Regions from separate parts of the Homo sapiens genome. Here region 2 is linked to region 1. The links are chromatin loops, found by intact Hi-C in ENCODE. Cell type or tissue: endothelial cell of umbilical vein. All regions are shown on one strand. Each heading gives the region's core, and the rest is flanking DNA. Links, peaks and the distances in the headings are about the cores only. Region 1 overlaps RPTOR (regulatory associated protein of MTOR complex 1). Region 2 overlaps RPTOR (regulatory associated protein of MTOR complex 1).

The links. Hi-C counts contacts between places; a loop is a spot of excess contacts. Peaks named below come from ENCODE experiments on the same cell type or tissue, not always from the same donor. Only the 100,000 strongest peaks of a DNase experiment are listed, where the experiment ranks them.
Region 2: it touches region 1 in a loop (2.3-fold over the local background); 2 of 110 quality-filtered maps call a loop at or near these places.

What each region holds. Positions count from the first base shown.
Region 1 is chr17:80,663,734-80,680,889 of GRCh38, reverse strand. All of the region lies in intron 3 of RPTOR (regulatory associated protein of MTOR complex 1), which reads right to left. Among named protein-coding and RNA genes, the nearest start is that of RPTOR, 130 kb to the right of the region's middle. RefSeq lists enhancers at 3,627-4,151, 4,152-4,678. In endothelial cell of umbilical vein, for the core only: no CTCF peak of the experiment used is centred there; DNase peaks (open chromatin) are centred at 9,019 and 9,689.
Region 2 is chr17:80,849,065-80,861,630 of GRCh38, reverse strand. It overlaps RPTOR (regulatory associated protein of MTOR complex 1), which reads right to left. Exons shown (of 34, transcript NM_020761.3): 12 at 6,084-6,167; 13 at 3,731-3,841. Among named protein-coding and RNA genes, the nearest start is that of CHMP6, 140 kb to the left of the region's middle. RefSeq lists enhancers at 3,165-4,094, 4,802-4,951, 4,095-5,025, 4,962-5,111, 4,848-5,142 and 3 more. In endothelial cell of umbilical vein, for the core only: a CTCF peak has its summit at 2,222 (motif pointing right); a DNase peak (open chromatin) is centred at 2,170.

The sequences.
Region 1 (17,156 bases), core at 7,594-10,093:
AGGGTCCATGTAACCTGTTCACAGACGAGCCCAGCACATACGTGCGACGTGGGATTTTATACGCGGATCTTTGCCTCGGCACGCAGGACCACTTGCAAAGGAGCTGTATTTCTCCTCTGTCACTAACTAAATCCCCTGGGATGCAGCATACAAGATGCAATATGTCACTCATTGGCTGATCTAACAATTTATCTAACAAACAGGGAGCCCTGAGTATTTTCTAGGCATGGTTCTGAGTTTTTGTCTGTTTGTTTGTTTTTTGAGACAGAGTCTCACTCTGTTGCCCAGGCTGAAGTGCAGTGGCTCAATCTTGGCTCACTGCAACCTCTGCCACCTGGGTTCAAGCGATTCTCCTGCCTCTCCTGAGTAGCTGGAATTACAGGCACCTGCCACTGCGCCCAGCTAATTTTGTATTTTTAGTAAAGATGGGATTTCACCATCTTGGCCAGGCTGGTCTTGAACTCCTGGCCTCATGATCCACCTACCTGGGCCTCCCAAAGTGCTGGGATTACAGGCTTGAGCCACCGTGCCCTGCTGATTCTGAGTATTTTAACAAACCCCCTTCAGAGGCACAGCACCATCATCCTGTCATTCTCTTCTAGGATTCCAGTTAGAACGGAATAAGTCAACAAGAAAGAAAGGGGGTTCTAGACTTGAGATGGGGCTGAGGTGAGACAATGAACAGGGAGTCTGAGGTGCAGGGCTGGAGTTCTGGTGAGAAGATGTGCCTGGAGGAAGAGAGCAGGAGCCTGGCAGTCTGAGGTCCTGCACAGAAGAGCCAGCAGGCTGAGGAGGGCAAGAGGAAAAACAAGTAACTGTGACCCACTTGGGGGTCTTGGCCCTGACCGAGAACTGGAGGTTCCTCTCCAGGACAGGGACCATGGGGGCTCCATCCCTCTCTCTGGACTCTGGGGGAGGTCTTCCTCTCCAGGACAGGGACCATGGGGCTCCCTCCGCCTCTCTGGGCTCTGGGGAACCGTGGAGAGGACACCTCACCCAGCCTGGGAGTGGAATTGTTAACCCTGCCTCTTGAGATGCTGGAAGAATTGGGAAGAAGAGAAAGCAGAGAAAGGAAGGCTGTGTAACTGACAAGATCTGGGCATACTTGAGGCAGAACTTTGAATGACAACAGCTAAACTGAGCTTCAAATAAATACATAAATATTAATTCTGAAGACACTTCAACTCCTTACAGCTATAAACTATTTATGGTTTACTTTTTCACAACCTGCCTTTTTCAAAACAGGATTTAAGTTAGTAAATAAGCTATTCTCAGAATAATAAAAATTTAAAGTTTGCAGGCTCAAAAAATAAGCTAAGAGAAACAAAAAGGGAGGGAAAAATGACAGAAATTCTTAAGTTTAAATGCATTCAAACGGGCCTGTAAAGGCATCTTACTATTCCTGAGCCGAGTAAAAAGGAAACGAAAACTTAGAGTAACATGATTAACCACCACCCCCCAAAAATCTTTTCTACGAGGTGAGGAATGAGGAGAACGTGGCTGTGCGGAAGCCTCTTTCCTCCCGCCCTGTGCCTGAGCCAGCCGACTGCCCTCCAGGAAGTGAGCCTAGCCGTCAATTCACAAAAGACCTGCCTTTCTTTTTTTGTTTTTGGAGATGGGAGTCTCACTCTGTCACCCAGGCTGGAGTGCAGTGGCACAATCTCGGCTCACTGCAACCTCCACCTCTGGGGTTCAGGCCATTCTCTGCAACTTCCGCCTCCCGAGTTCAGGCAATTCTCCTGCCTCAGCCTCCCGAGTAGCTGGGATTACAGGTAGCCGCTGCGCCCGGCAGAGACCTGCCTTTCATGCAGAGGAAAGAAAGGGGATAAGGAGTAATCAATAATGGACAGTGTGAATAATCAGAAGAAGCAGAGGCCACTTCTTGTGAAGAGCGAGAGAAATGCCCTGGAAGAGAAACGAAGCCACTGTTGGAATAAAACAAACACAAACATCGCCCCCACCCCACACAGCAGTGAAAGCCACTGGCTTGTCGGGCATGGACAGCAGAGGGCTGCGATGACACACACAGACAGAGAGCATCTCTGGAGGGCCCCAATCCACGCACACTGAGGAGTCACTGAACCGGAAAGATCGCAAGTGACTCAACACCACGATACTGCAATCCCAGGGCGCCGCTCCTTCCACCTTCTTCATGCATTATTTAAAAACCCAAGAACCAACAAACAACTGCACAATCTGAAGTTAGAAAACGTGAATGGGTGACTGTCTATTCTGAGTCAGGCGTTGCTCTGGCTCAAGTATAAACAGGCATAACCACTGCTTTCCTTTCTTAATTTTTATCTTGAAATAATTTTAGATATTCAGCAATGTTGCAAAGCTAGTACACATGGCCTTAACCCAACATGCCCGACCATTAGGTCTTACATAACAATAGTATAATTAACGAGACCAGAAACTCATTTGTACAATACTATTTGTTTGTTTTTTGTAGAGAAAGGGTTTTGCCATGTTGCCCAGGCTGGTCTCGAACTCCTGGGCTCAAGCCATCTGCCTGCCTCAGCCTCCCAAACTGCTGGGATTATAGGCATGAGCCACCACACCCAACCTGTGGTTGTCCCTGTCTACAGGACACTAAATTTCCCCTGCTGATTCTTCTTCCTTTCGCCATCCACCCATATGTCAAAAGGTCCTTCTCCTTCCTTTTTGTCTTTTTCTGCTGCAAACTTGTACCTATAATTTTCTGTCAACTACCTACAACCCAAGGTGGACAGAGCCTTGTGGTAGTGGGGAGATGGAGAACATCAGGAATTCCATGTTGGATTGGGTGTTACCTCTTTTTACGATTTTCAAGTTGGAGTATATTGTGTCTTTCACACTGAGGACATGGCTTTTACAAAGTTTACTTTTCTCCTTCTTGTTCTTCTACATTATTCTGGAGGAAATACTTTGGAGACAGGAACCTAAGACACAACCATTTCATCAGCTACCTGGAAGTCCCCATCCCTTATTTTCTAGAAGACTAGAGACCAGTGAGCAATACTGATATCAATCCTGCTACCACGATCATCGCAACAACACACCATACAGTTGAAGACAATGATGGAGTAGGAATCATATCCTGTGAAAGAATAAAGGAGTAGATCTTTCTTGGGGTTTATTTTGTTATTCTTTTGTAAGGTAGAAAGGATTAAGGATTTAGGAACAGTTTCCAAAGAAAATGACATCAACAGCAAGACTCGATGCATGAATAGAATTTAACAAGTTGAGGAAGAGAAAACTGCCCAGCAAACGCCTGAAAAGGTGGAACACACTGAAATGTCAGCAGTCAGGCTGCAGTCTGGTGAGAGGGAAGGTGGGAGGTGAGGCTGGAGTCTGGTGGGAGGTGAGGCTGGAGTCTGGTGGGAGGGAAGGTGGGAGGTGAGGCTGTGGTAGAGAGCAGGGACCAGATCAAAAGCAATTTTTCCTCCCAGGTAAAGAGTTTAGACTTTGTACTGGGGCCAACGAAAAGCTGTTAAAATGCTTTAAGCAGGCCAAAATCCCTCTCAAATGAAACCTAGAATGTCTCCAGAGTGGAGAGCAAGTGCCAAGTTTAGGAATTACTGTTCAGTTTTTGGGTTACACTTTCTTTACTGCACTTCAAAGACATGGAGAAGAGTTATGACAGCTGAAGAGCATAGAATTGAAGCATAGATTGTGTCTCTCAGAGCACACTGTCAAAGGCAAACGTTAACATGGCAGTTAAAAAAGAGGTATATTCACTGCTAAAGATGAGAAAATGATTATTTTTCTTATCACAATAAGAGCTCATCACAATAAACAACCAAAAGAACAACATGGCATAATGCAACAGCGTGCCCCTGAGAGCAGCCTTCCCGCCCTCCCAGGTCCACTGGCACGAGGCAGTACCTGCTCAGGAGGTGGGAACCGAAGTCCCTCACCTTTCTATATGTTTGGGTTTCCGGGATCTACCTGAAACTGATTATTAAAATACAGCTCTCCCCCACACGGGTGACTTTATGTCAGATGAGGCGGCACTAGGTAAAGGCCACCAGGCTGCAAATCAGGATGCCTGGTCCCGCTGTGCCCTGGCTAGCGATGAGCCCTGCACCTCCCTGACTCTGTTCTCCATGAAATACACAGGGACAGAGCCTGAGGCCACTGAGGCCTGCCCGGTTCTGCTGCAGTGGGGACCGCAGTTCAGCCACCACGCAGGCTTCCAGGCCTGGAGAAGCAGCCACCCTGCTACTTTACTTTTGGTTGCAGTTAATTAGCTAATGCTCCACCTCAAAATCCAACTGTATGCAGTATTCCGACCCTGCAGACCCCTCCAGATGCTGGCACACCCGGTCCAGCCTCACTCACTGCGGAGACAGGGCACTGGGTGCAGAGGCACCCAGGAGCTGGTGCTGCCTCATCTGCCCTCAAGTGTCAATTCCAAGACGACCCACAGCGCTGATGTCCAGAGGTCCCGGGGGCCCTGATGCCTGGTGCTGGCTACCCCGGAACAGAAGAGCTGCTGGTTTCTTGACACGCTGGCCATTTTGTTTCTTTTGATACTATTTCTGAACTGTCATTTAAATCAATAGCCGGGGGTGACTCCATCTACACAGTGATTCACTTCCCTCAGAAACTTTTACATTTAATCAAATCCCATTCGCCATTCATCTTTACTTAACCACTTCTAACCTACTGGAACTTTCCATATCGATAAAGCAGCAGTAGGACATTACCATTTTGCATAAACACGACAAACTCCTTAGCCTCACACTAAGCAAAGGCTTGCTGACCTATCAATTTCCAGAATTACCTTCAATTCTTAGTAAACAAAACTATCCACCTAATGCGTATAATAATTTATCACCAGAAATGGCTACACTTGATACTAGACACTCAGCTACATTTTCTATTTCTTTCAGAATTGTCTGCTTGTACACCTTTCAGATTTTGTGATTTAGTGAAATTCACACTCTCAAAAGTATTTCATCATACCTCTTAAGAGTAGGCTCTTGAAGAAACAAGCAAGGAAATCACATCTGCGGTAATAAAAAGACCACAAGCACAAAATGTCCAGCAATGTGGTGGATTCAGGCTCCAGGTTCCTCTCACTAACAAGTGAAAATGCTTGGAGGTGGGGGGCAGACAAGCAGGCAGGGGCACGTTCTGAAATTCACGGATGTGCTGGTGTGAGAGCAGTGAAGCTGGGGCCAGCCCGGTGAGCAGAGCAGCCGGGTTCTGCGGGCCCGAGCCCGGTGAGCAGAGCAGCCGGGTTCCGCGGGCCTGAGCCCATGAACTGGAGTGGGGCGTTGCAGTCATGGGCGGCCTGAGGGGCAGGAGGCAACGCCCAAGGCCCGTGCTGGCATGGTGTCTGAGGGAGGGCATCCCTCCAGAAGAGTGGGTGTGCAGAGGGCTGCAGACGCAGAGCAAGGTTTACCCGAAAGTAAACCCACCCCACCGGGGCACTGCAAGGAAAAGTTTCTGCCCCTCAGCCTAGTAATAAACAGAGAGGAGGGATGGCTGGCCTTGACCCGGGTGTGATAGAAAACCTCAGACTGTCAGGACCTGTAAGCACTTGATAGAAGCAAACTTCATAGTCCTAAAAGAAGCCAACTTCATCCCAAGCTTCAAAGATTTCACATACTTCAATTTCAAAGGAAAATAACTGTCAAAATTTAAAAGGACATTAGGAAACAGGCACCATGACGAACAGCCAACAAAAACTGTAGCTGAATCAGATACAAAAAGACTTCAGACATCCAAATCAGAAATAAATAACTATACAGAATTTGTAAGAAAAAAAACAACTTAAAATGAAAATGGAAAGGCTTCAAAACAGACTGGACATAGCTGAACAAAGAATCTGCGAACTGAGAATCATCCTAAATCTCCAACACTCTCACAGCTTCTCACAGCGTGTCTCCTGCCCTTCTGAAGCCAGGGGTGACTGAGTCCTAGTTGGAAGCAACTGGTCACCTGAGTATTCTACCTCCACGTCAGGACGATTCATTTCCATATTCTTAGTGTATATTTGATCATATCCCAAGATGGGTGGTATTGTCATTTACAAAAGTGTCTTGATCTTGTTAGACCTTATGTTGAGAAGTTGTTTTTTTTTTTTTTTTTTTTTTTTTTTTTTTTTTTTTTGAGACAGAGTCTTGCTCTGTTGCCCAGGCTGGAGTGCAGTGGCGCTATCTCGGCTCACTGAAAGCTTCGCCTCCCAGGTTCATGCCATTCTCCTGCCTCAGCCTCCCAGGTAGCTGGGACTACAGGCGCCGGCCACCAATTTAGAACCAATTCAGAAGGATTACAGAAAACTCCAAAGCAAATGCATTCTCTTCTGGGCGTGGTGGCGAGATTTTAGCTAAGCTCAGGTAGAAAAGAAGAAACTCAGCATCAGCCAGGATGGCGCCTATGCCAGAGGCTGTTCGTTTTCCCCAGTATCCACCCCACCCTTCCATAACTAGAATCCCCAGTTCTTCATTTGCACACAGGGTCACCTAGATATTTTCCAGCCTCCCTGTGAAAGTGCTGAGTGTAACTTTTAAGAAACATCCTTAAAGGAAAACAGTGGGGTCTTCTTCCCTACTTCTTCTTTCCGGAAAGGTGAAATGTACAAAGGGTTTTCATGTTCAAGAAAAAAAACTATGCACGTACTTCAAAAAACATTTTGCCCCAAAATAAACTTATACTAACTTGTTCCATAACATGTGTAAACAGGATCTAGTTTGAGACAGTAAGAAGGATAAGATATTAGTTTGAAAGGAGCCCTTATCAGAGCAACACAAATTCCGCTAAAATTGAAGCAAGAACAAACATCAAGTTTATAATGAACCTTGGGTGGGAGAATGGTGAAATCATTGGTGCTTTACAAAAAGTTGATGGGGGCAATGCACCAAAGAAATCAGTAGTTTTCAAGTGGACAATTAATTTTAAGGAGGGCCAAGATGATGACACTCTCAGTGGCAGACCAACCACACCAATTTGCAAGGCAAGACTTCATCTAGTTCATGCCCTAAGTGAAGAGGACTGACAATTAACAACACAAACAACAGCCAGTATCACAGACCTCTCCATCGCGCTTACACAATTCTGACTGAATAATTACAGTTGAGCAAACTTTCCATTTGATGGCTGCCAATGCTGCACTCAGATGAGCTGCAGACCAGAGCAGAGCTTTAGACAGAAATCTCAAACAAATGGGGTCAAGACCCTGAAGGATTTCTTTGAAGAATTGAAACAGGAAATGAAACACGACTTTCCCAGCAGATCCTGAAGACAAACCACAATCAAAGCGCCGGCTACCAAGAAGTGGCTCCATCAAAGCAAGAGCAATCTGGATGACAGCGAAGGTCACGGCAACCGCTCTTTGAGATGCTCAAGGCATTTTGCTTGTTGGCTTTCTGGAGGCCAAACAACGATGACAGCTGCTTGTTACGAGTGTTTGAGAAAGCCTAAGCTTGAGCAGAAAAATGCCCAGGAAAGTGTCACCAGGGAGCCCCCTCCACCTCCACAGTGATAACAGTGCTCCTGCTCATTGCTCGCATCCAAAACAAGCATCCAACAAGGGGAACTTTGTGACAGTTTTCATGGGAAACAATCATTAAAAATCTGCCTTACAGTCCTGATTTGGCTCCTTCTGACTTGTTTGTTTCCTAATCTTTAAAAAATCTTTACAGGAAACGTATTTTTCCTTCTGTTAATAATGTAAAAAGAGGGCTGGGCGTGGCGGCTCACACCTATAATCCCAGCACTTTGGGGAGGCCAATCACCTGAGGTCAGGAATTTGACACCAATCTGGCCAACATGGTGAAACCGCATCTCTACTAAAAATATAAAAATTGGCCAAGCGTGGTGGCACACGCCTATAATCCCAGCTACGTGGGAGGCTGAGGCATGAGACTCGCTTGAACCCGGGAGGTGGAGGTTGCAGTGAGCCAAGATTGCACCACTGCACTCCAGCCTGGGTGACAGAATGAGATTCTGTCTCAAAAAATAAAATAATGTAAAAAGACTGTATAGACACAGTTAAACTCCTAGAACCCTCCGTTCTTTAGGGACAGATTAAATGGGTGGTATCGTCATTTACAAAAGTGTCTTGATCTTGTTAGACCTTATGTTGAGAAGTCTGTTTGTTTGTTTTTTGAGACAGAGTCTCGCTCTGTCGCCCAGGCTGGAGTGCAGTGACGCGATCTCGGCTCACTGAAAGCTTCACCTCCCAAGTTCACGCCATTCTCCTGCCTCAGCCTCCAAAGTAGCTGGGACTACAGGTGCCTGTCACCACACCCGGCTAATTTTTTCTGTTTTTAGTAGAGACAGGGTTTCACTGTGTTAGCCAGGATGGTCTCGATCTCCTGACTTCGTGATCTGCCCGCCTCGGCCTCCCAAAGTGCTGGCATTACTACAGGCGTGAGCCACCGCGCCTGGCTGAGAAGTTTGTTTTTTATTTTTATCTTTTAATTCTTTTTTTGCATGAACTTTTTGAAGTCCCCTCATATATGCAATGGCTGGAGCTTGAGCAGCCATCTTGGACAATGAGGTAACCATTTAAAAAAAAAAAAAAAAAAAGAACCTTTGCACAGCAAAGTAAACATAGGAGGAGCCCGAGGCCTTGCTATGCTGGAGCACTAAACAGCCTTGGAATGACTACTTCTAGGGAATCTTAATGTGAGTGAACAAACTTTAATTTGAGTTACACAATTGTTATTTCCTCTCCCCTGTAACTCTCAGCCAAACCTAATCTTTATACTGTGAGCATAAAGAGATCTTAACCTGACCTTCACAGAGGAGGTATCCAGGGCCACTGTTCCTCTCCAGTATCCGAGTCAGAACACTTCGTAATATAGTATCTGCTCAAAAACTTACCTTGTGATATTAGCCCTTTCTTTAAAATAAAGATAAATCAACCTACGAACCATTGTATTTTAAAAAGAAGCAATAGATTCAATGTACAATGGAAATAGCTACTGGCACCTAGCCAGGGACATTTAATGCTACAACAGCTACTTGGAAATTAAGCCTCCAGTTATATATTAAACAATGACAATAATTGCCTCCTTCAAAAATTCCACGGTCATCTTTGTGCGCAAAGAACACCACGCACACCACAATCCTTTTCCCCTACTGGTTACACCTATTTCAAAACTGAGAAGGTGATTCTACTGCCAAATGGAATGACTAGTGACCAGAAGACCATAGGTCAGCCTAGAAAGAAAAGGAAGGCTGCAGATGGCATGCCTGGAGAAGTGTGCTCACTTCTCCAGTAAGCCCCAGGTTCCCTCACAACTATGCAAAGCTGCTTCTCTTACCATTATTTGAAGGATTTTTGAAAGTATCCCCCTTGTAATATGAGTGGACCCCCTTCCCCAACCGACTTAAGTTCTTTTTTAAAGGAATGCTAATCTGTCGAAAATCGTTACAAAAACATGACTTGTGCCTGCAGTATTCTACTCAGCACTATTGACAGAGAGGGCAAATAGACACATCAAATGTCAAGAGCAGGAGGAAAGAAACCAATAATTAGAGAGTGTTCTGGCAAGAGGAAAGAAGAACCCAATAATTACAGAGTGTTTTGATTTAACCGAGATGCTTCAGCAGGAACACACTCTCTCTCTCTCACACGCACGCCCATAAATTTGATTATCAGGAACATTGGCGCTTCCTACTGTGCCGAGCCTGGAGGAAAGGCCATCGGCTGCCGGGCAGCACAAGGACGAAGAGCACAGGCTGCAGAGGGCACTAAAGGCCAGGAGGGGCCCGTGGAGCAACACGGCAGAGATGGTGAGCCCAGAGGAAGCAGGATGTGACTTGGACTCTGAGAAATGAAAGAAAAAGAAGAGAAATTCAGGATACAGCAAAACAGAAGAGGAAATACTGGGCCACGCTCCAGGGCCCACGCTCTTCCCAGGGCCAGGTGCTTTAGGGGCTCAATATGGAGGCAACCGACCTCCAGGATCACTGACCCCGGCGAGGATAAGTTCCAGTGTGCAACCCAGCTCCACCACAGAGAGGGTAACAAGGACGAGCGTGTGCTCCCCTAGGACCAGGGAGAATCCATTCCCCTGACCGAGGAGACCCTTGTGGCTACCGGGGAGGGTTTATGCTTCAGAGTAATCAGAAATGAATGTGGGGGGGAGTTGGGGGGCTGATTATCAAGGGTCCCACAAATTCAACAACTACTGTGTGTCGTCTACAGGCAAACGCCAGGTGCTGCTACACTACACATCTATCGTATACCAGAGCTGAATGCGTGTGTGGACTGCGGATGACCACCTGGCCGGGAGCTGTAGGTACATCTGTTACCAAATGGATTACAATTTCTGGCCTCCTACAGCTCACAGTCAAGTGGGGAAGAGACCCTAAACACAATAAATACGAAAACTGCACAGTGTGTGAGAGGTAGCGAGTGCCATCAAAAAAATAGGGTACAAATAGAAAAAGACGAAGCAGCGGGCAGGCGTCATGTCAAAATCGAGTGCTGACAGCAACGCTCCGGATGGTTAAAAGGCTTAAAAAGGTCAGAAGCAGAAAATCTAATGGCAACAGTGGCATGACAGTGAGGCTTAAGTATAAAGACTGAGAATTAGAACAAGGAGTGGGAAAGGAGAGGGAAGGCGCAAATTCCCGACACGGACAAGGGACGGGTAGGACCTGGTGACTAAGTGGATGGTGATAAAAGAGGGACAATTTAAAGGTGATGTTCTCTGTATTATGGTCGGAAATGAGACAGTTGTGACAAGAAACTGGCTTAAGGTCAAACCTTACAGTGAACAAGAAACCAAGAAACCCGGAGTCCGGTCTGCAGTCGATTTCACTGAGCAAGTCACTTTCTCTGTCCCAGCCCCACCACCTTATCTTTCAGATGAGGGTAATGGTTTTAAACTATTATTCAGATCTCTTGTACATCTAAAGCTTCCAATTTTAGGATGAATTCCACTCAGACAAGACAAATCTAAAGATACCTGAGTGATGTTGTAGACTGTCTCAAATACACAATTTGAGCAAAGACAGAGGCCAGGCCTAAAGAGGCATTCAGAAATCAAACATGAAAGTGACGACTGAAGAACAAAAAAAATGAATTATTTGAATAAGTATCAGAAGTATCAGGAAAAAAAGGAAGGGAAGAGGAAAGAGAGATGATCCACAGAGGGGAAGAGCTCCTGGTGCAGAAGATTGTCCCTCCATGGAGAGGTCTGGGGGTCACCAGAGCGCAGGGGAGAAACATAACAAGGCGTTTTAAGAGTGAACTACTGGGCCGGGCGCGGTGGCGCACGCCTGTAATCCAGCACTTCAGGAGGCCAAGGCGGGCGGATCACCTGAGGTCAGGAGTTCAAGAACAGCCTGACCAACATGGAAAAACCCCATCTCTATTAAAAATACAAAATTAGCCGGGCATGGTGGCGCACGCCTGTAATCCCAGCTACCCGGGAGGCTGAGGCAGGAGAATCGCTTGAACCTGGGAGGCGGAGGTTGCGGTGAGCTGAGATCGCGCCACTGCACTCCAGCCTGGGCGACAAGAGTGAAACTCCGTCTCAAAAAAAAGAAAGAATGAACTACTGTATGCAACAGGGATGAGGTCAGGGAAGTTCCCCAGAAACCACTGGTGCTATTAATGCAGCAAGGGCAGCACTCCGGGTGTTCTGTGACTTACAGATTCCGTGCAAGGGCAAGAGAAGAAGAATTTGGACTCAGCTTTCAGGGAAGGCAGGCCAGGACCAGTGGCCTGTGCAGCAGCTGGGAAATGCCCCCTACCCACATTCCCACGCCCTAGAAAGCCCCAGAAGCCCCCAGCCCCTGGCTGCTCCTGCTGAGCCAGCAGAACGGGCAGGTCCCACCACCTCCCTCGGTGCACACTTAGGGTAGCCTGGCCTCCGGCAAGCGTGTCCCCGAGCAAAGCCCTGGCTGCAGGGGCACCTGGCTCTCCAGCCTCTGTGGTGTGAGAAGCACCCGGGAGGCAGCAGACCCACAGCACTGCCACAGCTACTAAAGCTCTTTCTTTCATTGATATTCAACTCGTCCTTTACAGAATACTGGACAGAATAAAATCTGACCTTTAAAACAGTTGTTCTTCTCTGAAATCATGGGAACAACATTCTCATGCTCAAACCCGAATGCGGACAAGCCGCTGTCCTGAGACTAAACTCCAGCAGGACCCGCTCTGCCTGTGATCCCTGGGGCAGCCGCTCTGCTGAACAAAAGGTTTCTAACAATAAACAATGAGGAATAATGACTGCCAGGTAGCTGGACAGAAAAGAGGAGATCCCTGTGACGCAAGTGACCTAAAGAGCTGGTTTTCACTTGTAAAAGCATAGGCATACGGCTGAGAACTGCTGAGGCGTGCAAACATGGGAGACGGGGGTGTCATCTTCTCTGACACTGGTCATTGTTTTATTTTGCTGTCTGCTTGTGAGGAGGTCCTTTCTCCAGAAGCCTGGAAGAATGGCCATGGCCGACTCTGGGAGAACAAGTGCATGCTGAGGGGACAGGGCGCGAAGACCTCCTGCGGCCACCTATCAAAGGCCTTTCTACAAAGAACACAAGCCTGCTCTATGACCTCAAGTAATACTTAGAACCCAGGCCTGCCAGCCTAGGAACATGATGAAAATTATCTCACTCTGTACTTTATAAAGGCTAGTAATGAGTAAAAATGGATGGAGATGGAAGAAACTTGGAGATTATCAGGCAACCTCTCAGTAGCCACCCTCCTTGACAAGTTGAACCCAAAAGAACTCACTAGGATAAACTTTGTCTAGTGGAGGCCCAACCTGCCTCTCCGCTACCCCTCAGGCCTGCTACACTAAGGGAAATGTGGTAACTGTTTACTGCTGTGGTATCTGAAACCTGCACTGAAGAACAGGGCAGGTTAGATGCCCGCGCCTGAAACCAGACGTTTCCTCTGTGCAGCTTCCATGTCATCTGTTTGCATTAAACCCCCTGTGGTTCCAGAATCCCATCTGAAGGTCGTTCTGCCCACGGCATTTTTGTTGCTGACAGAATGGCAGACCCTTGTGGATTTTCCCACTAAAATGATTTCACAGAAAGGTTAACTTTTTTCTAAATGCCAGGCTGCCGGTGGGAACCGAATGAATGAAAAGCAGTCACCTGCATTATCACAATCACAATTACACCACTCATTTCACTGAAAATCTTTCCAATCACCTCTGCAGGCTTAAGTCCAAACTGCAGTTAGTATCAAGCAAATGAAGGAGCCTCCATATTTGTCCCATGAAACCACAAAGAATACTAACATTCTCTCCCGTGTGTCAACAACTTGTTATCTTTGTCCCAAGAGACTCAGCTAAACAAAGGTCATGGGTGCGAAGGGCTTACTATTTGCTATGACTTCCACTGACATCTTTTAAATGGGAAGATAAATTATGCAACTTTATTAACTCTGGGCATCTTAAGTCAAAATAGTCAAGAAAAAGAAACTTCGAAAGTGGGATGAGTAGAAAAAAGAGCACCTCACGATGCACTTGTCAGCAAGGAAGGCGATCAAGTCCTTATTCTGTATCCACTCAAACACCTGTTCCTTATTCCAGTAGGAACAAATGCAGAGTCCAGCCTGCTCCTCTGGCTTCCACTGGAATGTCTGCTCACACTTTGCCCACCTTGCCCAGCCCTGGTCTCCCTTCGCTCCCAGCTCAGACGTCACCACCTCTATGGAGCTTCCCCCGGCTGTCCCCCTCCAGCCTCTCCAAGACCCGTCTAACTCTTCCAATGTGGTATGGACTTACTTCCCTGCCTCCCTGGGGGGCAACAAGCTGTACTGGAAAGATCAACATGCACCGGGGCAGGGATCCAGCAGAACCTACCATCAGCACTGGCACGCTGGGAAAGGGACGTGGAGACGGGAACGCCTTCCTCCCGGGGTTATTGGGAAAATCCAGGCCCTGATGAATCAGTGTCCTAACCACACAGAATGCACTCAACAAGTGCCACCTACTGCATTCCTTGAGTAGACAATTCCTGGAGTGCTGTTGGCTGGACTATAAAGCCTTCTCTGAGGATACGGTAGTGGCCTAGAAGGCTCGATCAGAGGACACGGGCAGTAATTCGCATGGCTTCTGGTCAAGAGAACTCGCCATCACCCTTCACAGACAGCATTCTTCCTTTCAAGGCGCTGCCTCAGTTTACCATCCACTCCTTAGGTGGGTTCTCGGACTGCTCGGCCACCCATCTCCCCACGAGGCTCTGCACCACTACAGCAGGGGCAATGTTGGGCGCTGCTCACAGAGGCTGAAGCACAGTGGAATCCCAATAAACATTTGCTGAATGAATGAATGAATGATGTTTATTTTCCCTATCAGACTTAGAATTCTTTGCCAGTAGGAGGTATCACTTATTGTTATATCCACAGCAACTAGCAAAGTGACGCATATATGGCCAATAATCAACATTTTGCTGCGTCCAACCAAGCAGTCATTTTCATCCTTGCGCCCTTCCTACACTCTGCCCAGGCTGTGATTAGATTCCGGGTCACTTGTTTCGGCCTCACCTATACTCACGGCAAGGACCTAACTCTTCAGGGTCACCCTGAAGACAGCGGTAGCTTGTCCTAGCACTTCTTCTAGTCTCCATCTTCTGTGTCTGCAGCAGGCTTGATCGAGGGAGAGGGAACAAGAGTCTTCTTAAACTCATAGCAAGAAGAAAGAGTAGATAATAAACGTAATTTATTTTGGCAAACCAACTTTGGAGAAGAATAATATTTTAGATAATATCAAGGAGAAAGAGTAGATAATAAACATAATTTATTTTGGCAAACCAACTTTGGAGAAGAGTAATATTTTAGGTAATATCAAATGGCAAGATTTTTACTATTTCATATTGAAAGGCATCGAAAGTATAGCTCTTTGAGGGACAGTCACTAAAAATAAAACGTTTGTCCTCCCTGCTCAGCCCACAAGTCCCAGTCAAGGCATGGTAAACATTTCACAACAGACGCAGGATACACGGGCACAGGCAGATGGGAGGGAGAGATACTCAGTGGCCTCCAGGGTTACGAGACAAACAAGACTTCCTTCATCTTTCCGACGAAGATCTTCCAAGAGTTCTTCATACTTTATATCATTTCTAAAGAAAAATTTTTGGGGGGCCGGGCGCGGTGGCTCACGCCTGTAATCCCAGCTGTGGGAGGCCAAAGTGGGCGGATCACGAGGTCAGGAGATCGAGACCATCCTGGCTAACACGGTGAAACCCCATCTCTACTAAAAATACAAAAAAATTAGCCGGGCATGGTGGCGGGCGCCTGTAGTCCCAGCTACTCGGGAGGCTGAGGTAGGAGAATGGCGTGAACCTGGGAGGCGGAGGTTGCAGTGAGCCGAGATCACGCCACTGCACTCCAGCCTGGGTGACAGAACGAGACTCTGTCAGGAAAGGAAAGGGGAAAGGAAAAGGAAAGGAAAGGACATGGAAAGGAAAGGAAAGGACATGGAAAGGAAAGGAAAGGAAAGGAAAGGAAAGGAAAGGAAAGGAAAGGAAAGGAAAGGAAAGGAAAGGAAAGGAAAGGAAAGGAAAGGAAAGGAAAGGAAAGGAAAGGAAAGGAAAGGAAAGGAAAGGAAAGGAAAGGAAAGGAAAGGAAAGGAAAGGAAAGGAAAGGAAAGGGAAAAGAAAAGAAAAAAATTTTCTCAAGAAGAAAACAAGCAGTGTGGTTAGGATGCACGCCGGTAATGAGGGGCTCCCATGCCTCCCTCCCTCCTCGCCAGGAAACTCAGGTCTTTGATGTGTAACAACCGGCAAACCACCTAATTAGGATAATGGAGAGGAAGCCCAGTAAAAACCAGAGACAGCAGGTGGGAGGAGCCACCGCACCCTCGGTTGACAACAGCAAAAACAGGTAAAGTCCTTGCCCAAAGATCTCAGTGATATCCTTTCAAATATTTTAATTGACAGATTAAAAAGAGGGAAGAAAGGAGGGAGAAAGGGGTGGGGAGAATACAGAGGACAGAAGCAGGAGAAAAAGGTCTCTGCAGCTCAGGGAGAAAAAAGCCAAAACATTTTTGTTCCTTTTGAGGAGTAATGCAGATTAAAACTATAACAACATAAATTATGTTTATATAAACATAAAATTTAGAAAAGTATATTTCACTTTGTAAGAAAAAATCCAACTCCTTCTGAAGCAAATAAACACTATAAATTTATCTCAGGCACTTTAGAGTTAACAACTCACATTGTAATAAACGGCCCATCTCCTAATCAAGCAAACTCCCAACAGCCATGATTCCTTTGGAGACTCAGACTCCCTTCGTCTTCACATCCCTTCATTAACCAACACTTCCCAAGCCTGCCAAGGTCAAGGATTCTGAGTGCTACTAAGTGCTTCTTAGGAGACCAGCAGGGACGGAGGAGGAGGTGGAAAGAGAGGCAGGAGGAGAAAAGGGGGAAGAGTGGGGTGAGGAAGAGAAGAAGGAAAGGAGGGAAGAGCAAGCACTGAAAGGGGAAGGAGGAGAAGGAGAAGGGGGCAGGCGCAGGGAGCGAGGCTGCAGGATGGTAGGCCATCGAGGAGGAGAGGGTGAAGCAGCAGCAACTTCAGTGGGAGGGGGAACACCCTAGCACATGAAGCAGAGAATCAATACTGAGTGTAAGAATTATTTTCTCAGGATTGCTTCTGTTACTTAGGGAAAAAAATAAACACAGCTAAATGCATTTGTGCTGGGCATTAAAGAAGAAATCGTATTTTTAATCATTAAGAAAGAATAGGAAGCCTCACAGCACATTTCAGGAGTCTGGAAGCCCAGCCCCCATGAGAAGGCAGACCTTCCAGGCAACAGGGCGCTCCACAGCCAAGATGGTTTGCACGTAAGAGCCCTCTGCGCTAAGTCATAAACACTCCACCACCCAAGTCCCTCCCAGACGCAGCCCTGGAGGAGGCCTGCATTTTGCTCCAACAGAAGTGAGTGACTCCTCCAAGGTTTCTGTCTCAGCCACCACAGGGTCAAGAGCAAATGCCCACGCGGCTGTCACGGGGAAGATGCAGAGCAGTGGGAGCCTGAGGACCCAGATCCTTGTGAGATGAGCCTCAGAACAAACACCCAGCGGAGGATGCTTCCGTGCCAAAGCAGGGCAGGCCAGCCCATCTTGTGCACACACCTGCTTGCACACACGCACACGCACAGAACCAGTCTCAAGCAGAGGAAGGCACAAGGCCCAATCAGGACAGGGTGAGCTCAGGAAGACAGAGGGGACTGTGACTGGGGAGGGGC
Region 2 (12,566 bases), core at 1,173-3,672, 190 kb before region 1:
TGTGCATCCCAGAGCCCCTACACATGGTCCTTCATCCGTGGCCAGGTGCCAAGATATTTCTAAGTGTGTCCATGTAGATGACGAAGATATGGGTGTAGGACAGAAACCACGTTTCAAAATGACTTCCTGCCAAACACCCTTTGTTTACATAATGTGGCTCTTCAGTGAATTTGAAGAAGAGTAAAATAGAAATGACCCACACCTCTCGCGTCCTGATCCACAAAGCCAAGCTTTCTGTTTAGCAAGAAAAGGTTTTAGTGTAACAGGGACAGGCAGGAGAGATGTGAGATTTACGTGGTGCCCCTTCCTGGTCCTGTTCCTGTTCCTCTATAATTTACACAGCAGTTTTCCACGTCCTGGTTCTGAGCTCTGGAACTGTGGCTGAAGGCAGACGGCCGAAGGCTCATGATTTTACAGAGGCAAATCATGGCCAAGGGAAGTGAAAATGACTTGTAAGAGCAAATGCGGTGATGGGATCAAACTCAGGGTTTTAACCTTAAATCCAGTGCTTTAGCCAATCTTTCAAAGCAGTCATTCTTTATCTGTAGTTTAATGGGTAGCAGGGAAAATATTTTGCTGAAATATATGGTATTCAGGTCACCATTATGGAGCGTTCTCTGGTCACAGCCAGGTGCAGAGCACTGGGCCCAGGAGGGTTCAAGGTTGAACTGAGGTCAAGGTCAACCTCAGCTGTGCTGAGAGGAAGAGCAGCAGCTCCCCGCATCCAGCTCAGGAAATCAGGAGCAGCTGGGAGAGATGGCAAGCACGGTAGCCGACCCGTGCCAGCAGAGCCATGGTCAGTGCCCCAGGCCCAGAAAAAGAGTGAGAGATCCCAGAACCGGAAGAGGGGCTGGAAGCTGCTTCTGCTTGGAGAGAGCATATACATAAAATCCTAGGGAATCTACAAGAACCAGTGAACTAGCAGAAAATCCCAGGGAATCTACAAGAATCAGCGGAACCAGCGAGAGGTCAACTGGTGCTGGGTACGACTGACGCCTGCCTCCAAGGTGGAAGCCCTCACCGTCCGCTTCGGCAGCAGCCTCCCCACTGCCCCCTGACTTCAGCTGTGACACCAAAGTAGTACGTGAGGACTTGGGGTGTGGGGAGGCTATGGTCAGGGCTGGGTGCAGGGAGCAGAAGGGCTGAGCAGGGGCCCAGGGGTCCGTGGGCAGCACAGTTGGGGACCTGATGGCCTGGGCTGGACTTGAATCAGCAGCGGCTGTGGGTGGGAGACACAGCAGTGGCTTTGTGTGGGGTGTGCAGGGCTGACGGGTGAGAGCGCACAGTGCGGGGTACGAGCCTGTGGCTCGGGGTGCCTGCCAGTGCCTGGACAACAGGGTCAGTGAATTTGGCTGAACAAAGCCCAACAGGGCAGCTTCAGCGAGCACAGCAGGTCCTGGTGGCCAGTGCGACATGGCTGACAGGGCTAAGGATGAGGCTGGGTCTCAGTGCCAGTGACTGGACGGAGGAGCTGACAGAATGTGGCCTGGGGAGCGCCGGGCAGCAGGCAGGAGCCCCGGGGGCTTAAGCTCCGTCCACTCTCCCCTCACCTGCCACACAGAAAAGGAAAGGGTGGTCTTCCCCGGCTCCAAGCCATGGCCTCTCCAAGGTGTTCTTGGCACTCTCCTGTACTTGCTCTGTGACTTTGCTAGACCTTCCATTTCCCTGTGTGGGCAAGGAGCTCCAGACCCGGCGCAGGGGCCCAGTGGGGTGCCGGCCCCTCGCATGGCAGCTATGTGGCCCCTGCTCCCTCCTGTGGGCGGCGCCTCACCAGTAAATAGGCTGCAAATTCAAGCTAACTTCACAGGGGACTTAGGAATTAAGAGACTTTGCATATGAAAGCCGCCTGACAGGGCGCCACACACACATGCACGCACAAGCGCCCACATACATGACCACCCCCGCACACACGTGCACACAGCAGCTGGCCGAAGTCCGGGGGGAACGTGGACCTGCTCCTACAGGCCTTCTAATGAGTTGCTGGGGCTGGTTTGCTTCAAAACCAAGCAGGGAGCAAAGCCAGCCTTGCCCTGATGCCGGCTCCTCCGTCCCGCTCTCCTCACCCGTGGCGGCACCCCCAGAGCAAGACTGACTTGGCTTCTTCCCGGGGCTCCCTGCCAACCTGGCTCCGAGCCCAGCTCTGTATCACACACGTGTGCCCCTCCGCACACGGACAGCTAAAGGCAAAGGCATCTCTGGGAAATCTTTGTCCCCAACAACCCTGCAGAGGGCAACATATCCCCCAACTCCATTCTCAGCACACACCCTTTGTTCTAGAATCTTCACGTTCTATAAATGAGCCCTTCCCAGACCCTTTGCACCACTCTGTACAGCTCTCCTCTCCACTGTGTCACACGAGGAGCTTTCGAGAGTTCTCCCGCAGCTGAGCCTTCCACATTTTCCTTCGAGGGTCTCGCCTGCCATCACCACTGGGTAGACGAGGTCCCCAGTCTTGGCATCGGGCCAGCCCTGCTCCTAGGCCGCACAGGGCTCCTGACCAGTTGTCTCTGGAAGGCTCCCCGAGCCCCAGCCGGCCACACAGGCTTCAGCCCGAGTCGCCTCTCCCAACCCAGGCTTGGTGCCGCCCTCCCAGCCCTGCAGCCCGACCTCCTCTGCCCACCCTCCTGGAGGAAAATGCTCTCCACCCCGTGTTTCCCTACAATCCACTTGACACCGAGGCCAGGCAATGTTTATAAACCACAGCTTCATTCTTTGATGTCTTTGTTCCAAAATCTGTAATAATCCCCATGCCTGCTAAATGAAGTTCAACTGTGTCTACCGGGAACCGTGCACCGTCTGCGTGGATGGGGCCTCCCTGCGTGTCCCCGCACACAGCCACAGGGAGTGGCCTGCCCTCCTCTAAATGTCTTCCCAGCCCTCCCTGCCACCTCCATGTTTGGACCCCCGCCCGACATCCACCCCCTCAAGGCCCTTCCTGGCGTTTCCAGTTCAGCATAGGCCGGGTCTCGCCCACACGACTTCTCAGCCCCACTCCTCTGACCCATCTCGCTGGTAGCTCCTGCAGGAGGTGACCCTGCCTCACAACAGGGCTGGTGTCACCTGCAACCCCTGCCAGCACCCAAGCATAAGCCGCTGGGGACAGGGACAGCTGACCTTGTGTCTCTCTTAACATAGCTAAATATGGGTCCCTGGCCTAGATGATTGAGGGGCGAACACATGGCTGCAGGGCCAGGGCTGATGCCCGTCAGAGAGGACAGAGCTGGACAGCCCCGTGTAAGGGGGTGGCCCCTAACACCTCGGGGCCTGGCCCAGACCACCTGTGCAGGGTTGAGGAGGGGGAGAAATGCAATGGTGGGCACAGGAGAGCCAATGCGGGGTCTGGGCGAGGCAGAGGCCAAGTTTATGCCATGGCGGGGTTGCTTCCAGTCAGGGTCAGGAGCACGGGGACAGCCTTACGGGGGTCAGACACAGGCAGGGGGACTGAGTGCAGGGCACCAGGGGAAGGCCAGGGACAGGACGGTGTGGGGGGACTGAGCGCAGGGTACCAGGGGAAGGCCAGGGACAGGACAGGTAGGTGACAGCCCCCACGACCCAGAGGTGGCTGCCGAGGCGGGCGCGTCCCACTTTACCCCAGAAGAGAGGAAGGGAACGGCGGTGCCTGGAGAGGGAGCGAGGCTGGAGAAAGGGCAGGCTGGAAACGCAGGGCTCGGCATCCCCAGAAGGGCCGGCAGGTTCACATCACTCTGGGGAGGAGGGCGGGGATACTCACGCTGTCCACTGCGAGGATCTTGGCCCAGATGAAAACGAGAAGTGGCCGCAGCTCTCGGGCCGAGCTCTGGAGCAGCTTCAGCACGTAGGGGAAGATGCCGACAGACAAGGCCTGGGGGCGAGGGAGGGCGTCAGCGCACCTGTGCCGCAGCAAGGGAACGGGCAGCAGCAGGGGTGCCACGCGGGACCAGCTGCGGTGCTATCTTCAGCACATATGGGAAACGCAACAGGAATGAATGGGCCTCACTTAAAGTAAAGAGGGGCTTCCTCCAGATTTATTCATCTCTGATTTATTCCTAGAAGCTGCCACATACTGCCAGCCTTGACTGGTGTCAAGAGACTGGAATGAATCGGGTGGCAGCTTTTCCTTGTGGAGGCGCAGGCTGCTTGCGCCTGGGGCCCTTGCCTGCCCTCAGTGGCCTCGTCTGCTCTTGGCAGCAGAGCATCAGGCACCTTCACTGTGTTGCTCACGTACGAGCCACGGCCACCTGTGACGGCACGGCCACCTCTCCGTGACGGCATGGCCACCTCTCCGTGACACCACGGCCACCTCTCCGTGACGGCACGGCCAGCTTGCTCAACACTCATGTTTGCACTTCAGATACACCTTGGGAGAAAGATGCCTGCCCTGGGAAAGGCAGGGAGGAGCGGGGGTTGCCCAGGGGCTCACTGGCGCCCAGTTCTGGCCATGTCATTCTCAGGGGACTCTCTGCCCTCAGAGGCAGGGGAGGGAGGGCGTGGAGGGCACTGCAGTGTGGAGGATGCCTGGCAAAGTACTGCTGCACTCCACAGCCAGGGGTTTCTGCTGTGTCCTTATCTCAAAGCTGCTGGAATTTCAAAGATATCCTAAAGGTATCACCTTCCAATAAGTGAGGTCCCCTGTAACCAAGACAGGAGGTGGTGGTGGGACCTAGGCCTGGGTCCCTTCCCTGTGAAAGGCCACATTTAACAAGGTATGAGCAGTTTCTCTGGTTCGGGTGGCTGGGCCCTCACCTGAGAGGCAAAATCTGTACCTGTAAAAATACCTCGTTTATCCAGCCTCGATTCATGTATTAGGCAAATTTCCAATGAGCAGAAGCTTAATTCTTTAAAGGGAAGAAACTGGTTTTAAAAAATTAACCTTAAAAATGAAACTCTTTCTAAACTGTTATGAATACATGCTTCCTGTCTTCTTAGAGTGCACGCAATACCACGCAGGCCTTTCCAGGATGACTAAGCGACACCACCACGCACACACCAAGTGACCGAGTCACGCCAGCCTTCCTCCGATGACTCAGGCCCTGACTCTGTTACAAGCTATTTGTGGCCTCAGGCACCTGGAGTGAAAATGGCCCAGTGGTGAGTGCTGAATGATTCTTCCAAGTTTTGGATGTTTTCTCTCGTCCTTCAGTGCTGGACTATCAATTACCACTCTTTGTCAACATTATCTGATGAAAATACTTAAATACACCAAACCCAGGTACTCACCACCCAGCTAGTGACAGCGGTTCCGCACCCACCGCCCCACCGCACCGCTCCCAAGCACAGTAAATTAAGGCTCATATGTCATGTGATTTCATTGGTGAATATTCAGTGTCTATCTCTAAAAAATTAGGTCTCTTTTATAAAAACATGATCCAGTTACCACACCCAAGAAAAACGAACAATGATTCTTGAATAACATAAATCCAGCACCTGTAAAATTTCTAATTGTTTTATGAGTATTCATTTTTGGAACTTCAACAGAACCAAGTAAGGTTTACTGTACATGGCAGCTGGCCATAGGTCTCTCGAGTTTCCTTGACTCTGTGGTTCCCTCTCAGCCTCCTTTTACTTTCCCTGTGAGTTATTTGTTAAACGCACGTCGCTTCTTGATCCTGCCTCTGCCAGGGTGTTTTTAGTGGCCATTACTACTCTGCTATAGAATGAGGAACCAGAAGAGCGTTTCCGAATTGTGCCTGCCATGATGGTGAGCAGACAGTGCTGAGGATCCAGACTCCTCCTGGGGGAAGCAGCACCACGAGGTGGGTGCTGCGTCAGGCTCAGGGGCGCCCTGCTCCTCCGCAGCGCTGGGGGCGGCTCAGGAAAAGGTGACCGGCCGACAACACACTCACTCCTATGTCTAACATCAGACATAAAGAGGGGCGACAACCCCAGACCCCCAAACGCCAGGCAGCACTGCAGGCTGCACGGGTACAGAGTGGGCTCCTTGAGGGCCTCAGGAGTGACAGGACACCAACACGGTGGACACACTCGCCCTGGGTCTCACGGCTGGGGGTGGCTCTGGATCATGAAATACGTGCACAGACTGAAACACGGAGCCTAATCTCTGTCCCACCTCCCTCAGCCCCCAGGTTAATGCGGAAGGCACGCACCAGGCTCACTGCCCAGGGACCCAGGTCCAAAAATCTTCCAAGCAAGTCCAATGCTCTCAGCCGGTGCACTTGGCTTAACAGCACCTGGAAGAACAAGAAGAAAATGGTATCACTGCAAACCATACTGGTGTGCAACCCCGAAACGCTGCTGCATGAGCTGCCAGCTTTGGAGCGGTCTGACCACAGTTCAGATCTGTCTGCTGCTTCAGTTACCTAGAGCTGGTGCTCCTTTCCTTACAAGTTCATGCTTTTAGACAGGTGAAGAAAACACGCTTTATGCCTTTATTACACAGATAAAAGATGCTCAATGTAGAAAATACTAGAACAAACATGCTTTAATTGCATTTAAAAAGCTAACCCACTGGTGACATTTAGGTATATGAACTCAGACATTGTTCTTTATGTCCACACTTCTCTTACTGATCTTGAACTAGATAATATGTGATTCTATTTCTCAGCTCCTTTTTAAACTAAACAATGCACTGTGAACATTGTTCATATCAGTAGGTATGTACTGACCATATTATTCCCAAAGGCGGCACAGTACTTCCGTTATGCAAATGTACACAATTCTTTTAAACAACTTCCCCAGTGATAGATATTTAAATTATCATCAAAATGTTCCTACTTTTACCATTTTTATTTATTTATTTTTGAGATAGGGTCTTGCTCTGTTGCCCAAGCTAGAGTATAGATGCCAGATCATGGCTCACTGCAGCCTCAACCTCCTGGACTCAAGTGATCCTCCCACCTCAAACCCTGAGTAGCTAGGACCGCAGGTATGTACCACCATGCCTGGTTAATTTTTGTATTTTTTATAGAGATGGGGGTCTCACTACATTGCCCATGCAGGTCTTGAACTTCTGGCTCAAGCAACCCTCCCGCTTCAGCCTCCCGAAGTGTAGGGATTACAGGCGTGGGCCATCATGCCTGGCCAAAATGCTGCTCTGATAAAGAAGATTGTGATCAATATCCTAATGGGTACATCGGCACATGTACATGATTCTTTTCCACTAAGATAAATGTGAGTATTAAAAAGGTAAGGTCGGAGCATATATACTTAAGTTACCAAATGACCCTGAGGCTGAACCCACTCACACTCTCGACGGCACGCACGTGGGCACCAGCTTCCTGCTGCCTGAGCTGGTCACCCAGCAGCGCTCACTGCGGTGTGACTCTGGGCAAGTTAACGTCGCTGAGCCTTGATTTATTAATTCATAAAACACATATAACACAACACCTGCCCACAAGGGTTTCATTAAATTAAATAATAAATTTAAAGCTTGTGGGACAATACTAGCCCATATTACACTATTATTAGCCAAAAGGACAGGTGAAAATACATCCTTTTCATCTGGATTTCTTGGATTTCAAGGGGAGTACATTTTGCAGGTTGATGGGCCATTTCCCCAGTAAACTTGCCCTGCATGCGTTTAGTTTTCTACTTCAAAATGTGGCTTTTTCTTATTGACATGTCAGAGTTCTTTATAAGTTAGAGTGGGCTCTGCCAGAGGTTTTGCACATACTTTTTCTGTTATATTAAAGTTCTACACTTTTTTTTTTTTTTGAGACAGAGTCTCACTCGGTCGCCCAGGCTGGAGTGCAGTGGCGCAATCTCGGCTCACTGCAAGCTCCACCTCCCGGGTTCATGCCATTCTCCTGCCTCAGCCTCCTGAGTAGTTAAGACTACAAGCGCCTGCCACCATGACCGGCTAATTTATTTTTGTATTTTTAGTAGAGACGGGGTTTCACTGCATTAGGCAGGATGGTCTTGATCTCCTGACCTTGTGATCCACCCGCCTTGGCCTCCCAAAGTGCTGGGATTACAGGCGTGAGCCACCGTGCCCGGCCAAGCTTTACACTTTTAATGGCATTACTTCTTTTGATTTTTTCCTTAATGGTGGCTATGCTGGAAGGCATGTGCATCGACTCCCTCCAACCTACAGCATTTCTATCCACGATGCCCCAGTCATCCAAGGGGTGTTTATGGGGCAGGTGCTGCGCTGGGTGCTAGGAGAGTGACCACAGACAGTAGGGACCACCTCACCCATCCTTCATGTGGCCTGGGAGACAGACATTAAACAAATGACCGCCCCATCACCATGCCTAAACACACAGACCCTGGGAGCCCCTGACCTGGCCTCGCTGCAGGCCTCGGAGGTTTTCCCTCCCCCCAGGAGAAGATGCACAGGACACAGCTGGGCAGCGGGTCCTGGAGGTGACATGAGGGGGTTACCGCGTTGCAGGTGGAGAGGCTGGAAAAGCCCGGGTGTCTGAGGATGCACGGGCTACCAGTATGACTGAGGTCAGTGATGGGGGAGGGGCCGGATAGGGAAAGGCCCCGCCGACGGCATGCAGAGAGGTCAGTTTGTTTTGAGATCCAGAAGCCACCAGCCGACGTTAAGCAGCAGTGACTGGTCCAGTGTGCTCGCTTTGGGGACAGGCCTGGCAAGAGGCTGGAAGTCGGGGAGGCGAGTGGAAGGGGGTGGGTTTGACCAGGGTGCCAATACGGAGATGGGGAGGAGGAGACTGCAGCACTGGCCAGAGGCTGAGAGAAGAAGGGGTGAAGGAAAGCAAACTCTAGAAAAGAAGGTTTGGGATGAGTTTGAAAACCCTCAAGAGAGGCAGGGGAAAGGGACGAGGAGGCCAGTGAGGGTGGAGGATCGGGGGAGGGGAGAGGAGATGGCGGCCACCTGGGTCAAGCTCCTGGGGGTCGGCCAGCACGACTTCCACGGAGGAGCCACCGAGTCAGGAGCATGGGCCCTGGGGAGCCGTGGAGAGGGAGGAGCTTCCCTGTGGTGGGAGAAGAGCACTGGCAGGAGGATGAGGGGGACAGGGAAGGTCACAGGTGGCAGCAAGAGGAGGTGGCTAGCCAGGCTGGAGGGGCAGATGGGGTATGGAGGGGATCCCAGCATGTCCAGCCTTGGGGGCAGAGAAAGAGCAGTGGGAATGTGGCCTCACTTCCCTTCTATGTGCCCGGAGCCAGCTCCCACGCTGGGTTCACCATGGACCCAGGAGTGGCAGGTTCCCCGTGCTGGTGATGCTGAGAGTCTCTGATTAAGAGGCTGGGAAAGGAACGTGGGACTGCTCGCAGGATATGTGAACTGGAACCGGATCCCTCTCCTATGCTTAACTCGGGGGCTGTCGCATGCCACTGCTGCCTGGAACTCAGGTTTGAGGGGCCAGTCGGAGGAAAAGCACTGGCTCTGGGGCCGGCTAACCTGATGTTAACCCTGCCTCCATCTCTGCCCAATAATTGGCTTAGATTCCTAACTTCTGGAAACTTCAATATCATTATCAAGAAAAACGGAGACAACAGTACTTGACTTGGGCTTATTCTCAAAGTTCAATGAGGCAGAGTCCGTAAAGCGTCTAGCACAAAGCTGTGTGCACCAAGGTGTCCAGCGGATGTAAAGTCAGCATCATAGTGTTCGGCTACCAGATGTCTCCACCACCCAAGGTTTTAAGGACTGACTCTCTGTGTGTAGGGAACACTAGGCTGCCTGAGGCTCAAGTTTCTAGATGACCCAGGGAGAGGAGAGGAGGCAGGTCTCGCCATGGCTGCAATCGTCAGAAATCAAAGACATCATCAGATCTAAAGCTTACAAAGATTGTTTTCTGATTCTTTTTGTTTTTTTCCAACACTGTAAATAAGGACAAGGCTGTTTCTAAGGTAAATAGTTGCAGAACAAATGGAAAAAGTGGCAGGACGGGGCGAAGAGGTCTAATCAAGGCCAGTTCCTGTTACTGTTTTACCAGGACACTAGCCCAGCAATAAAGGTCTCCTTAGAATGTGCTCCTTACAAACAACAAAAGCAAGCGGGACGCTGGTTCACAATCACCACCGTGATGTGGTCCCGAGTGTCCCACTGTAGGAGCTGCAGGTGCTGATGAAACACACGCGGGGGCCTCGGGGGCCCACCTGCCTGGGAGTCGGCGTCGGAGGTCCTTGGGCAGCATGGGATTTGGTGCTACAATTATTTCATTTGCAAAGAAACATCGTCAATAAAGAGTATTGGCGGAAAGGTTAAGTACTGTTTTTTTTTTCTCAAACATTACATCATCTTCCTGCCACCTTTTGTTGATTTACGATTTTTAAAAACTGAAGCCAACATAAAGCAAAGTTATTTTTAAAATGGGATTGGCTTTTAGAAAAAAAGCCAATGTTGTTTCTGTACTTAAAAACAACAAAACAAAAACCTCCTGTTCCGGACCATCCCACGATCTATGGAAATTATAGAAGTAAATGATGGTGAGCTGAATGAGTTACTGAGATTTATTTTCCACCTGTGGTAGCCCAAACTAAAGATTAATCATGGTGGCCGGCATAGAGGCTCAATACTGTAATGCAAACACTTTGGAAGGCTGAAGCTGGAGGATCGCTTGAGGCCAGGAGGTCGAGACCAGCCTGCCCAACATGGTGAAACCCCGTCTCTACAAAAAATACAAAAATGAGCCGGGCATGATGGCACATGCATGCAGTTCCAGCTACTCAGGAGGCTGAGTCAGGAGGGTGGCCTGACCCCAGGAGTTGGAAGTTGCAGCGAGCTATGATCATACTACTGCACTCCAGCTGAGGCGACCAAATTAAAACAGAATTGCTAAGGTTATCAAATTTCATTTGCCTTGTATATGAAGAGAGTGCTCAGACAGGCATACTGGAAGAGCTGCTTCATAAGAAAAGATTCTCCAGTTCCAGCCCTGGAGTGCCAGGTGCTGCAGGCCAGGGTGCCTCGGGCACCTGATGAGCAGGGCGGTTTTGGAGTCCCCGATGTACATGGTATGTATAACATCACTCTAGTTTGTCATTCTGCTGTCACCTGATAACAATCCTGTACTTTCAGACCCCACATTCTATTTGTAAAAAAAATGATGCACGGAGAGAGAGCAAATAGACCTCCTAATGAAATGCTCACACTGATCTGTGACATCTAGGAAAAGGGACTAAAACTTCATCCTATAAAATCACTCTTGGCCAGGTGCGGTGGTGCACACCTGATATCCCAGCTACTCTGGAGGTTGAGGCACAAGAATCACTTTAACCCAGGAGGCGGAGCTCCGGCTGCAGTGAGCCGAGATCACCCCTCAACAGAGGACTGGATGAGGAAACTGCAGCGTCTGTGCATCATGGAATACTACTCAGCCAGAAAAAGAATGAAATCGTGTCTGTTGCATCAACATGGGTGAAACAGGAGGCCATTATGCTCAGTGGAATAACTCAGAAACAGAAAACCAACTGTTGCATGTTCTCATGTATAAGTGAGTGGGAGCTAAACAACGGGTCCACAGGGACACACAGGTGGAATAACAGGCACCGGAGACTCCAAAAGGTGCGAGGGGCTGAGGGCTGAGAAATTACCTATGGGGTATAATGCCCACTATGTGGGTAGCAGGTTCACCCAAAGCCTAGACTTCACCACTACGCAGTGCATGCATGCAAGAAACCTGCACCCGTATACCCTGGATCTATTGAAAAGAAAAAGGGCCAAGTAAATAAATGAACACATAAATATCACTGTCACCTTTTTCCTGAAAAAGAAAGAAGAAGAAAAGTCACTTTCTCCCCTCTCTTCCATAACCTAGGCGCTCTTCGTTCCCCTGCCTGGGCTTCCTGAGCCACCTGTTGGGGGCACACAGCACTGAGTTCCGGGCGAGCTGCCGAAGCCAGAGGGCAAACGCACCCCACAGGCCACGAGAGTCCAGAGCTCCTCGTGAGAAGACGGTGTTCAGGGCTGGGTGCGGTCGTTCACGCCTGTAATCCCAGCACTTTGGGAGGCCGAGGCGGGTGGATCACAAGGTCAGGAGTTCAAGACCAGCCTGGCCAAGATGGTGAAACCTTGTCACTACTAAAAATACAAAAAATTAGCCGGGCATGGTGGCGGGTGCCTGTAATCCCAGCTACTTGGGAGGCTGAGGCAGAGAATTGCTTGAACCCAGGAGGCAGAGGTTGCAGTGAGCTGAGACCGCGCCACTGCACTCCAGCCTGGGCAACAGAGTGAGACTCCATCTCAAAAAAATAGACACCATCAATCAAGGGTCTGGGCAAAACAGCAATTTTTTTAAACATTGTATCTTCCTTCTTGTTCCTCTGTTGATTTATATTTTTAAAAGGCAGAGAGGATATTGAGGCTGGAAAGCAGGAAGGGCCTGTTCCATGCTCACGTTTACAGGAGGGGCTGCGAATCAGCCGGACCTGATGAGACACCGTGCGTGACCCTGGAGGGCCACCAGCCACTGCCTCTGGCTTAGGGATGAAGTGGCAGGGATTCGGAAAACCGGAAGCGAGTGAGAAAACTCCCTTTCCCTTAAGTGATGTTTTCTGACTTGCCAAGGCACTAGAGAATAATTTAAGGATAACAGGGCCCAGGCTTTGGCAAAAATAAAGGCTTTTAAGAGAAAGCGCGGGGAAGTGAGCCGAGTTAACGAGAAAGAAGCCACTCCCGGGGGGTACGTCAAATGAAGCCGATACCCCATTACACTTCA